Linked DNA regions of Homo sapiens: region 2 is linked to region 1. Evidence: chromatin contacts called from ENCODE Hi-C data. All regions are on one chromosome and are shown on one strand. Each heading gives the region's core, a stretch centred on a gene start or an enhancer-like site at or near the end of the contact. The rest is flanking DNA. Distances are from core to core; before and after follow the strand shown.

Region 1 (4,790 bases), core at 1,334-3,833:
TGAAACCCTGTCTCTACTAAAAATACAAAAAATTAGCTAGGCGTGGTGGCGCATGCCTGTAGTCCCAGCTACTCGGGAGGCTGAGGCAGGAGAATGGCGTGAACCCTGGAGGCGGAGCTTGCAGGGAGCCGAGATCGCGCCACTGCACTCCAGCCTGGGTGACAGAGCGAGACTCTGTCTCCCCCCACCAAAAAAAAAAAAGGACAAAATGGACATAGCTTGGGCCTTCCCTTACTCCTGAGTCAGAATCTCATGGAGGAAGCCAGGGAATCTGCATTTTGACAAGCTCCTCAGTGATCCTGATTTAGACTAAGGCAGTGCTTCTTCAACAGTGTAGAGATCACTTGTGGATCTTGAAAGTGCAACAGGTTCTATTTCACTCGGTGTGGGGTGGGGGCTGAGTTCTGCATTTCTAACAAGCTCTCAGGGGGTGCCCATGCAGCTGCTTCTCAGATCACACTCAAAGCAGCAAGACACTCAAGTGTGAAGCTCTGGTTTCCAAACTTGCTTTTTAAGAAAACAAATCCCTCCCAAAAGAAATCTTGGTCTGGGTGCAGTGGCTCACGCCTGCGCTTTGGGAGGTGGAGGAAGAAGGATTGCAGGAGTTCCAGACCAGCCTGGGCAACATAGCGAGACTCTGTCTTTACAAAAAGTAAAAACATTACCCAGATACGGTGGCATGCATCTTTAGTCCCAACTACTCGGGAGGTTGAGGTGAGAGGATCCCTTGGGTCCAGAAGTTGAAGGCTGCAGTGAGCTGAGATTTTTCCACTGCATTCAAGCTTGGGTGACAGAGTGAGACCCTGTCAAAAGAAAAAGGAAAGGAAAGGGAAAGGGAGAAGGGAGGGAGGGAAGGAGGGAAGGAGGAAGGAAGGAAGGAAGGAAGGAAGGCAGGCAGGCAGGCAGGCAGGCAGGAAGGAAGGAAGGAAATCTCACACAGAACCCCAGAACCCCAGTGTATAAAAGAGGTGATGTTAATATAAAAGTATTGCACAAATGGGTAATGATTGCTTATTATAAAACCTCTCAAAGAAAACAAGGCAGCTTTGATGAAGGCAGACGTGTGGCGTTAACGGTTCCCATTGCTATCGTACATGGACCTCAGAATCCATCATATTCAAGCCAAGTGTGTGCAGTAACGCAATGCCACAGCTTCAAGGCTTCACCAGCAGGTCGATGGAGGGGAAGCTGTCCTGGAGGGATGGAGCCCTGGGCTGTCTCCCTTTCACTATGGAGACTCAAAACTCAGGACTTAGCCTTCCTTCCCCATCCACCCCACCCCTCCCTGGGAAGTAGTCACAGCTAAATTTAGCTGGGAGCTAGGCTTTCTAGGGGAGGCGAGAGTGAGAGGGAAACTGTGAGGAACAATGCCAGGCACACTAATTAGTGGTTTGGCAGCTGGGGAGGACAGGAGGGACTGCGGTGGGCCAGGCCCTGAGGCTGCCCAGGCTCCTCTGGAGGAAGGCAGGACGTAGCCACGTCTGCAGGGCTTGGCAGAGAGGTGGAAGTGGTCCATCTGTTGGGAAGGCATGGGGCTGGCTTGGAGGGTGCTTGTAGGAAAGATCAAGCCAGTGGAGTCGAAACGTACCCGAGTGTGAATCCTGGTGCTGCCACTTGCTCACTGTGTGTCTCTAGGTAAGTTGTTTAACCTCTCTTGGCTTTGGATAAAAAAGGGACACTCAATACTTTAAGGAGGTTAAGTAGGATAATGTATGTGAAAGTCCCTGCTCCCCAGTAGATCTTGTGCCTTTGTTTTCCCTGGCTGGAGGTCAAGGTCCTTGGTGCACTGCCAAGCTTAGTCCTGCTGGTACAAACCTGTGCTCCCTTTCAAGCCTCCAGTCTATAGAGCGGAGGCCTGGAATCTCTTTGATCGCCCCACCCTTAGAGGAATGCATGGGGCCTCAGTCCACTCGCAGGCTGCCAGGGCACAGCGACTCATGTTCTGGTGGAAGGAGCAGTCACTCTCTGCTCTGAGCTGTTTCCCTTGTCCAACCCCTGAGCATCAGTTAGCACCCTGGATGGAGATGCTCCATTAATAAGTCTGACTGCCCCAACCCAGGGAGCTCCTTGAGGGCAGAGGTGGCACCTCATTCACCTTGGCACCACCCCAGTCCAGCCCAATGCCTGCCGCAGAGCTGGCAGCAGCCAGGATTACTAGAATGACAGCAGCCAGTTCCTTTCCTCTTTACATATTTATGCCCAATAATCCCTTCACCTTGAAGCTTTCCACTCAGCTCCGGCTTCTGGGGATACAAGGCTCAGGCCCTTGCAGCAACACCCTCCTACCTCTACTCTCTCAATCCATGTCTTTCTGTACCTCTCCAGCGCTGCTGAAAGCTTGCCTTCTGCAGGAAATCCTCCCTCCTTGGGTAGGCAGGGGAAGGGAAGGGAAGCTAACACGTAACATCCTTGGCATAGCAAGGAGTCCTCACATTGCCCCTAGAAGGGATGTATCCTTGCCATGCCCATTTTACAGCTGAAGAAACTGAGGCTCAGAGAAGCATGAAATCTTGTGACAGAGCGAGTAGGTAGAGCCAGGCATCCAGCCTGGGCCTGCTTGTTCTCAGTGCCCTCCCCAGAGCTGGCTGCCTTCATGCTTCCCTGCCAGGCCATGACTCAGACTGTTCCCTAATCCCAGTTCCTCTCAGAACTTCTGGCCTCTGTCTGTGCTGTATTTGCTAATAGCTTAAAGTCCTTCCAAGTCTGCTCTCCTGGCTTCAACCCCAAGCTGCCACAGTCTCTCAGACAGGGCTCCTGACTAGCTTCTCTTCTCCAAATGGGACACCTGGAGCGTAACTCAGGGCACTGGGCATGAAGGTAAACAGACCTCTGTCAGCATGGACTCCAGGGCTCCTTTCCTCCTCTGTTCTGGGACCAAGGCACGGACATGCAGCCCCTGATTGCAATGTGGCACAGTAGGTGCAAGCATCTGGAGGAGGTGAGAAAGGCAGCATCCTTCTCGTGTGTGTGTGTAAGGCTTGCAGGAGGGGCTGCAGGGTCTGCTGGCTCCAGGTTGCAGGTAGAAGATACTAGCCATGGCCGATGGCACAGCAGGGATGGGGGCTTAGCCAGGCATTGGAACCCCTCTGCCCAGAGGGGCTAAGTTCATCAAGTAGCCAATGAATGCACAGACCTTTATCCCCCAGTAGAAGACAGCCTTGAATGGTAGACTCTGGAGACACACAGGCCTGCATTCAAGTCCTTGTTCTTCCACTACCTAATTCCATAACCTTGGACAATTCCCTTATCTATAAAACAAGTAATGATACCCCCTATGCTATAGGTATGTTAAAGGATATTAGGATCAACTAACATTTACCAATCACATGGTATTACACTATTCTATGTGCTATACACATACCAGATAATTTAATCCGCATAATACCCCAGAAGGTAAATTTATTACTATCAACATTTAGCAGAGGAATATAGAGTTGAGTTGACTTGCCCAAGGTCACCCTGCTCGCAAGTGCTACTGCTAAAGTTTTAACCCAGGGAGTTGGGCATCAGAACTCAATGTCCTAACCAGTATATTAAACATTTAGTAGCACGCCAGGCAAAAGTCTGACACAGAGCAAGTATTTGTTTAGATACCTCCCAGGAGCATCTCTTCCATCTCTGCTGTCAATTATAATTCCTCTGTGGATAAATTGCAAGGCTTGACCTCCCACCCAGATCTCCTTCATGAGCTTCAGACCTTCAAGTGAAATTAAGTCCTAGACATTTCTACCAGGAGCACCTCACCCTTGCCGTGCCTCCAAACAGACTCTTCATCACTTTACCCATGCACTCACCTATTCCAGACCTGCTCTTCCTCCTGTGTCCCCTAAAATCAGTAGCACCACCATGCCCCTGTGTTCAAGTTAGAAACCTGGATCATCCAACATTCTTTCTCCCAGCCCCCACATCTCCACTGCTTTAATTCACACCTGCATCATATCTCACCCGACCTATTGCAACAGTCTCCTAGGATAAACTCTCCTTGTCTCCCATTCCTCACTCCCCCAAATCCAGTAGCTTTAGCCATTCATGGAGCTCTCCTGTCTGCAGAGCAAACACTTCATGTACCAAGTGCATTTAAGACTTTTCTTGAGCTGGCTCCTGCTGAAGCCGTAACTCAGGTCCATTCATTTGTTCATCTCTGTCTCCCCAGAGTCTAGCGCAGTGCCAAGCACACTTACTGGGCTTAATACATACCTTTTAATTAAAGAAATGAATGAAGGAGTGAAATCTGCGAAAGTCACTCCCTGCTGTCAGATGCAGCTTTGTGAGCAGTGGCTGGAGTAGCCAGGACATGGAGGAGACCCGAGTGACATGTGATGGCACATGAGCTCTGCAGAGGGCCCTTGTCACAACTGTAGACCCCTAAGGGAGTGTCTGAGAAGCTGGGCTGGGAATGGGAGGCTCTGGCAATCAGTCTGTCCCCTTAACAGCCCATCTGCAGAGAGCCAGGCCCTCACATCCCCCACCCTGCAGGTCTCTGCTCAAACGCTGTCTTCTTAGAAATGTTGCCCTCTCTGTTTCATTCTGGAATGTCCTGCCACTCTCTGTTTCCTAACCCTATTTTAGTTATCTTTCTAGGGCCAGGTCTACTATTATTATTTTGGGTTAAGTTGTTGTCTCCTGTGGCTAAGCCACGGTCTCCATGAGAGCAGGGACTTGTTCCACTTTATTCAGGACTGATGCCCAGCAATTAAAACAACACCTGACATGTCACAGAAACTCAACAAATACTTGTTGATGGAAAAAAAAAATACTAAGACAAGGAGGGGATGCTGATAGGGAATCAA
Region 2 (5,032 bases), core at 1,813-4,312, 220 kb before region 1:
GGAATGATGAGATGGAGCCAGTCTTGTGAGGGACACTCCAACATGGTGAACTGTAAGTGGAAAGGCATTGAGGTAGGCAAGAGTTTTGATGGAAGAGCGGCATGGGATGAGGGGGAGAGAGGTAGGAAGGGGTTAATCATACAGAGCTTGAGTTTCTTTTCTTTTTTTTTCTTTTTTTTTTTTTTTTTTTGAGACAGAGTTTCTCTCTGTCACCCAGGCTAGAGTGCAGTGGCGCAATCTCTGCTCACTGCAAGCTCTGCCTCCCGGGTTCACGCCATTCTCCTGCCTCAGCCTCCTGAGTACCTGGGACTACAGGCGCCCGCCACCATGCCCGGCTAATTTTTTGTATTTTTAGTAGAGATGGGGTTTCACGGTGTTAGCCAGGATGGTCTCGATCTCCTGACCTCGTGATCTGCCTGCCTTGGCCTCCCAAAGTGCTGGGATTACAGGCATGAGCGACTGTGCCCAGCCCAGAGCTTGAGTTTCAAGTCAGTGACAAGTAAGAAAAAAAAGATAAACCACTATATATAGCCTCATAGACCTCTGACTCAGATCCCTCTTGGCATGGCATTCAAATCAATCACTGAGGCCCAATTCCTTTCTTGGCATGAGGTCTTTGGCATGTTAGGGTACCCACGTAACATATTGCCCAAACTGGTTTTGAGAATGAAAGATGGCACTATGGATAATTACCTAGAACAAAAGATGTAAACTGGGATTGTCCCAAGCAAATAGGGATATATTGTCACCCTACTCATGGTAGCAGCTATTCATGAAACTAGCTTTTGCTTCAAGTTCCTCATTCACAACTCAATCCCCTCTGGAACTGGAATCCTAAACTGAAGCTCATTGGTAGGGGTCTGATGATTGCTAAGTTCTTGCCCTCTATGGCTGGACCCTGTTACCTGTATCCCATAGAGGTTGGCTAGGTTCTTGGTATAAATTACATGACTGTTCATCAGCATAACCTTTGGAAATTACCCACTGCCTGGAATTACCCTGTGGCCATGACTGATTCTTGCCACACCTCTGGAATAATGCATTGTCCCCACCAAACCATTCCAGGTGCTTACCCCGGCCTTTAGGCCCTCTTCATTGAGATGTTTAGAGGTCTTTCCCAAGGCCAGGCTCTGCACTGGGATTTTCATGCATTCCTCAGTGGCTGGCTGAGGAACTCATATCCCCAGCTCACAGGAAAGATTCTGATACCTTATGGAACAAAGCACAAAAAAGGCCTCCTGCCCTATGCTACTGGGAAGTAGCTGAGTCCACACTCTTGGGGCTCAGCTTTTACCTTGAAAACAGACCATAAGTTCTTTGGAAAATATACGTAGCCAGACCAAGCCACCATGCCAAAGTTGGAGCAAATATGAATCCTTCTAAAAATTGGGGGTTTGCATGTATTTTTCACTTATTAGCTGTACGCATTTGGGAGGAAGGAAGAGGGCAGGTACTTTACATCATTGAGTCTTTCCCCTCATATATAAAAATGGGATTAATAACTTCTAAATTACAGCTTTGTTGTGAAGACTCAACGCAATGAAGTTTGTGAAGGCATGGAACACAGCACTGTGCTGGGCTCAGGGAAGGTATACATTCAATTTTGGCTGAATTTGAAACAAGAGGGACATCCCCACTCTGCTGCTGATGGCTGTCTCCACGCATGCTTCTGCTTGGTGTATCTCCTAGTCTTAATCAGCCTACTAAGGCAGCAAAAGTGGTGTCTCCCCACTTCTCCCTTACCACACCCTCAATCCAGCAAGACCCCAGGCCAAAAGGTTTGCTCTTTGATCCTCAGTCCCTCCTCTCCTCAAGGAATGAACAGGTAACTCCAAGTCCAGAAGATTCTGACAAAACTCCCCATTTGCAGGAATGACTGACTGCTCGACTGCCAACTGTGACCTGGTGAGGCACCTTCTGTGAGCAGATCTGTGGGCAGATAACCTTAGAAAGGAGAGGCACTGTCAGCTGCATGGGGGTACCTGGTACTGAACAGCCCTTCACTTGAGTGTTGGATATTCTGTCAGTCTTGAGTCTCACTGTGAGATTCTGAGGAACTGTGACATGTTGGGGAACAGATGGAAGTCCTGATGACCCAGTCTTTCCATGTCCCAAGCAAAGGCTACTCAAAAGTGCTTCTCTCCTGTGAGATCCCACAGCTGCCTGCACCCAGCCCCCAGGATCCTATGAGTGATACTCGTAGCGTCCTATTCTTCCTACATGGGCAGATCCCAGATGGTCTCTATGCCCAGCTAAGGTTAGCTTCAGCTGCTCTTATTAATCTGGTCAGCCAGACACAGGTATTAGCTAGGAAAAAAGTATCTTGGCATGATGTAATCCAAGAGCTCAAGCCTTCCCATTAGCCCAGAGGAATTCAAGGAAGGGTGTGGATCACATCTTCAACAACTCAGGGGATGTTCTCAGGACTGTAGGCCCAGGTCCCTGGGTCTTTGAGGCACTCAGGGCCTGTCCTCTTCACTTGAGCCCCTGAGCTCTGTTAGAGAGCTCCATCATGCATTCTAAGCCTGTTCGTCAGAGCATCCTCACTCAAGGAGTCTAGAACTGCCATGGTCCATTCATGCCTCAGACCACCACCCACTGAAGACTGGAAAACAATACATGCTGATTGTTCTCCATGACACAAGGAAGTACATTTGGATTTTCTTCCAGGGGAAACACGATAATCCAAGGGAGTTTACAGGTAGCCTGGGGGAGCTCCCTGCAAGACCATGGGGGAGTCTGATCTAAGTCCCAGAGCAAGATGAGAGTTGATCAGGTAGCCTAGGGCCAGGAGCCTTTTCTCTGAACCCACCTCCCCTGAGTCACCCAAAAGATTGCTCTTGTACATAAGGCCTAGAGGAAGGGCCAATCAACACAAGAGGGGGTAACCCAAGGCCCTCTTAGAAAGCCAAGCCCTAGAAAAGGTATGTAGTGCCTTCCCCGAGGACCACAGAGTCTGAGGACACCCACATCACTGAGGGCTGATAGTAATGCACATATGTTCAAGTAAGATGACAAATTCACCAAGAGGCTCAAAGAACAGGGTTGGGGTATTGATAGAACTTCAAGCTCCAGCTTTTGAGCCAGCAGCTGTGAAAACAGACCCTGGCTGGGGAAACTCTGTTGGCCTCCACAGCTCTCTGAGTCAGGCATGGCAGAGCACAGTGGAGAATGCATACACACAACTTTGGATATTTTACAGAGAAAACAGAGCCTGTTGGCTTGATCCCAAAGGTGAAAGCTGAAATGAGAATGACAGAGATACCTCATTCCCCTATAAGTAGAGGTCACAGCCCAGGATTAGACTCCTAAAGCTTGACCAGTTTTCCCAGTTCCTCTTCCACGCAGGTAGCTGTGGTCCTAATATACCTTGGACCAGGACTCTTAGCTGGAATAAGGCCTTTGAACTGGGCCTTGGATTAAACTGTGTTCACAGTTTGGTTTTGGACAGATTCCTGGGTTGGATTGGACTGAAATTTTTGCCTGTGCTACAATCTTCCAAGAAGACTTCTGAAAATCTGCCAGTTGGAATGAATTTTTCTTCCTCTACATTCTGGTAGCACTTTGTGACCACATCTATGTGCAATAATTCAGAGACTGCTTTAAAATAAAAGCACATGCTTATCTTACTCACTAGACTATGAGCTCTTGGAGGGCAAGAACCATGTTTGAATCATCTTCATCACTTGCCCGGTGCTGAGTGTAATGGCCAGTACATAGTACCCACTCCCTTCCACATTTTGCTGCATTTAAATTAAATGAAAAACATCAAGTTGTAATGTGGGAGTACTGGACCATGCATCTCACTCCTTGATGGGATACCAACATGGAGGTCAACATCCCACGGACCCTGGGAGACTACAATCATCCTAATAACTGAGTTATGGCAGCTCAGCCTGGCCAACTTAATAGCAACAGCATATGAACACAACGTATCACCACATGTATCACAACCCCATGTATCTTGGCATGACACAAGTATTAGCTAGGAAAAAAGTCTCTTGGCATGATGTAATCCAAGAGCTCAAGCCTTCCCATTAGCCCAGAGGAATTCAAGAAAGGAATTCAAGAGACAAATTCAAGGGACCAAACCTCACAGAACTGACACAAAACTTTCCCCAAGCAACTGGCATACAGTATGTGTTCCATACTAGTTGTTCAGAAATATGACCTAATGTCTAGATCATCTAGGAGTTTTTTAGAACTACAATTCCTAGGCCCCATTTTGGACCTACTGAATTGGAATTTTGGGGGACAAGGCCAAGAATTTTGTATTTTAAAAGGCCTATGAGTGATTCTAATGGTTAGCTGGGTTTGGGTCTACTTTAGACCACGCAGGGCCACCAAAGACACTTCCTTCTCCTATAAAGTACCTGACTGTTTAGGCATAAAGGAAACAAGTGATGTATGTGACTCACACTGGCCTGGCAGGGAAAGTGTTGACTAATTCCTTGGACATCCTGATAGGAAATGCTGGGAGCCTCCTTCGTGAGCCATCCCTTCAGTCTGCCTGATTTCACCCTGGCCAGGTACACTGAAGAGCTGGATCCCACGGGCTTGGTTCTTACAGCCAGATTCTAAGCCAAGCCCAGCTAAGCATGATGGTACTTTGGGAAGTTCTAGTCCTACAAACTGTTGGGGTGAGATGTGTGTGGCTGCACAGAGCCAGTAACTGGTGGGCTTGTGAGAAGCCCAGCATACATATAGGCCCACTCAGTTTTAGGATCTCCCTCTCCTGCTAACCCTTCTTCAATATGTATGCCCCAGTCCAAGGACTGGGCTTCTATTCTGGTTCATGGTTTCCTCTCTAGTCTCTGCTGTGAGACTGAAGTCTCTTTTTGGAGACTGAAGCCTTTGGATGGGTCAAGGATATACTTTGCCGGGATACACCCTATTCCCTTGGGTGAGGACATGAGTCAATCCAGAATCTTCCTTCCCCCATAAAGTATCTGCCTATTTGAAAACAAAGGTAACAGGCAATGATATGACCCATACTGGCCTGGTAGGACAAGAATTGACTCCACCTCCTTGT

What was found. A loop is a pair of places that touch in the nucleus more often than their neighbours do. Pooled maps may share reads with other maps.
Region 2: a loop to region 1 is called in a map of ascending aorta, with 2.4 times the contacts of the local background. The contact joins two enhancer-like sites. A Hi-C loop is called at or near these places in 6 of 168 maps with a recorded cell type or tissue (Right ventricle myocardium inferior, aorta, ascending aorta and 2 more) and 3 of 50 pooled maps.

Annotation. Positions count from the first base shown.
Region 1 is chr1:33,983,973-33,988,762 of GRCh38, forward strand. All of the region lies in intron 3 of CSMD2 (CUB and Sushi multiple domains 2), which reads right to left. Among named protein-coding and RNA genes, the nearest start is that of CSMD2-AS1, 120 kb to the left of the region's middle. Within about 2 kb of position 2,584, at least 3 of the 41 ENCODE cell types and tissues checked have a DNase peak (open chromatin) inside an H3K27ac peak, as active enhancers do; they include ascending aorta, where a contact is called at or near this core.
Region 2 is chr1:33,759,154-33,764,185 of GRCh38, forward strand. The region is part of intron 13 of CSMD2 (CUB and Sushi multiple domains 2); the gene reads right to left. Among named protein-coding and RNA genes, the nearest start is that of HMGB4, 100 kb to the right of the region's middle. Within about 2 kb of position 3,063, at least 3 of the 41 ENCODE cell types and tissues checked have a DNase peak (open chromatin) inside an H3K27ac peak, as active enhancers do; they include ascending aorta, where a contact is called at or near this core.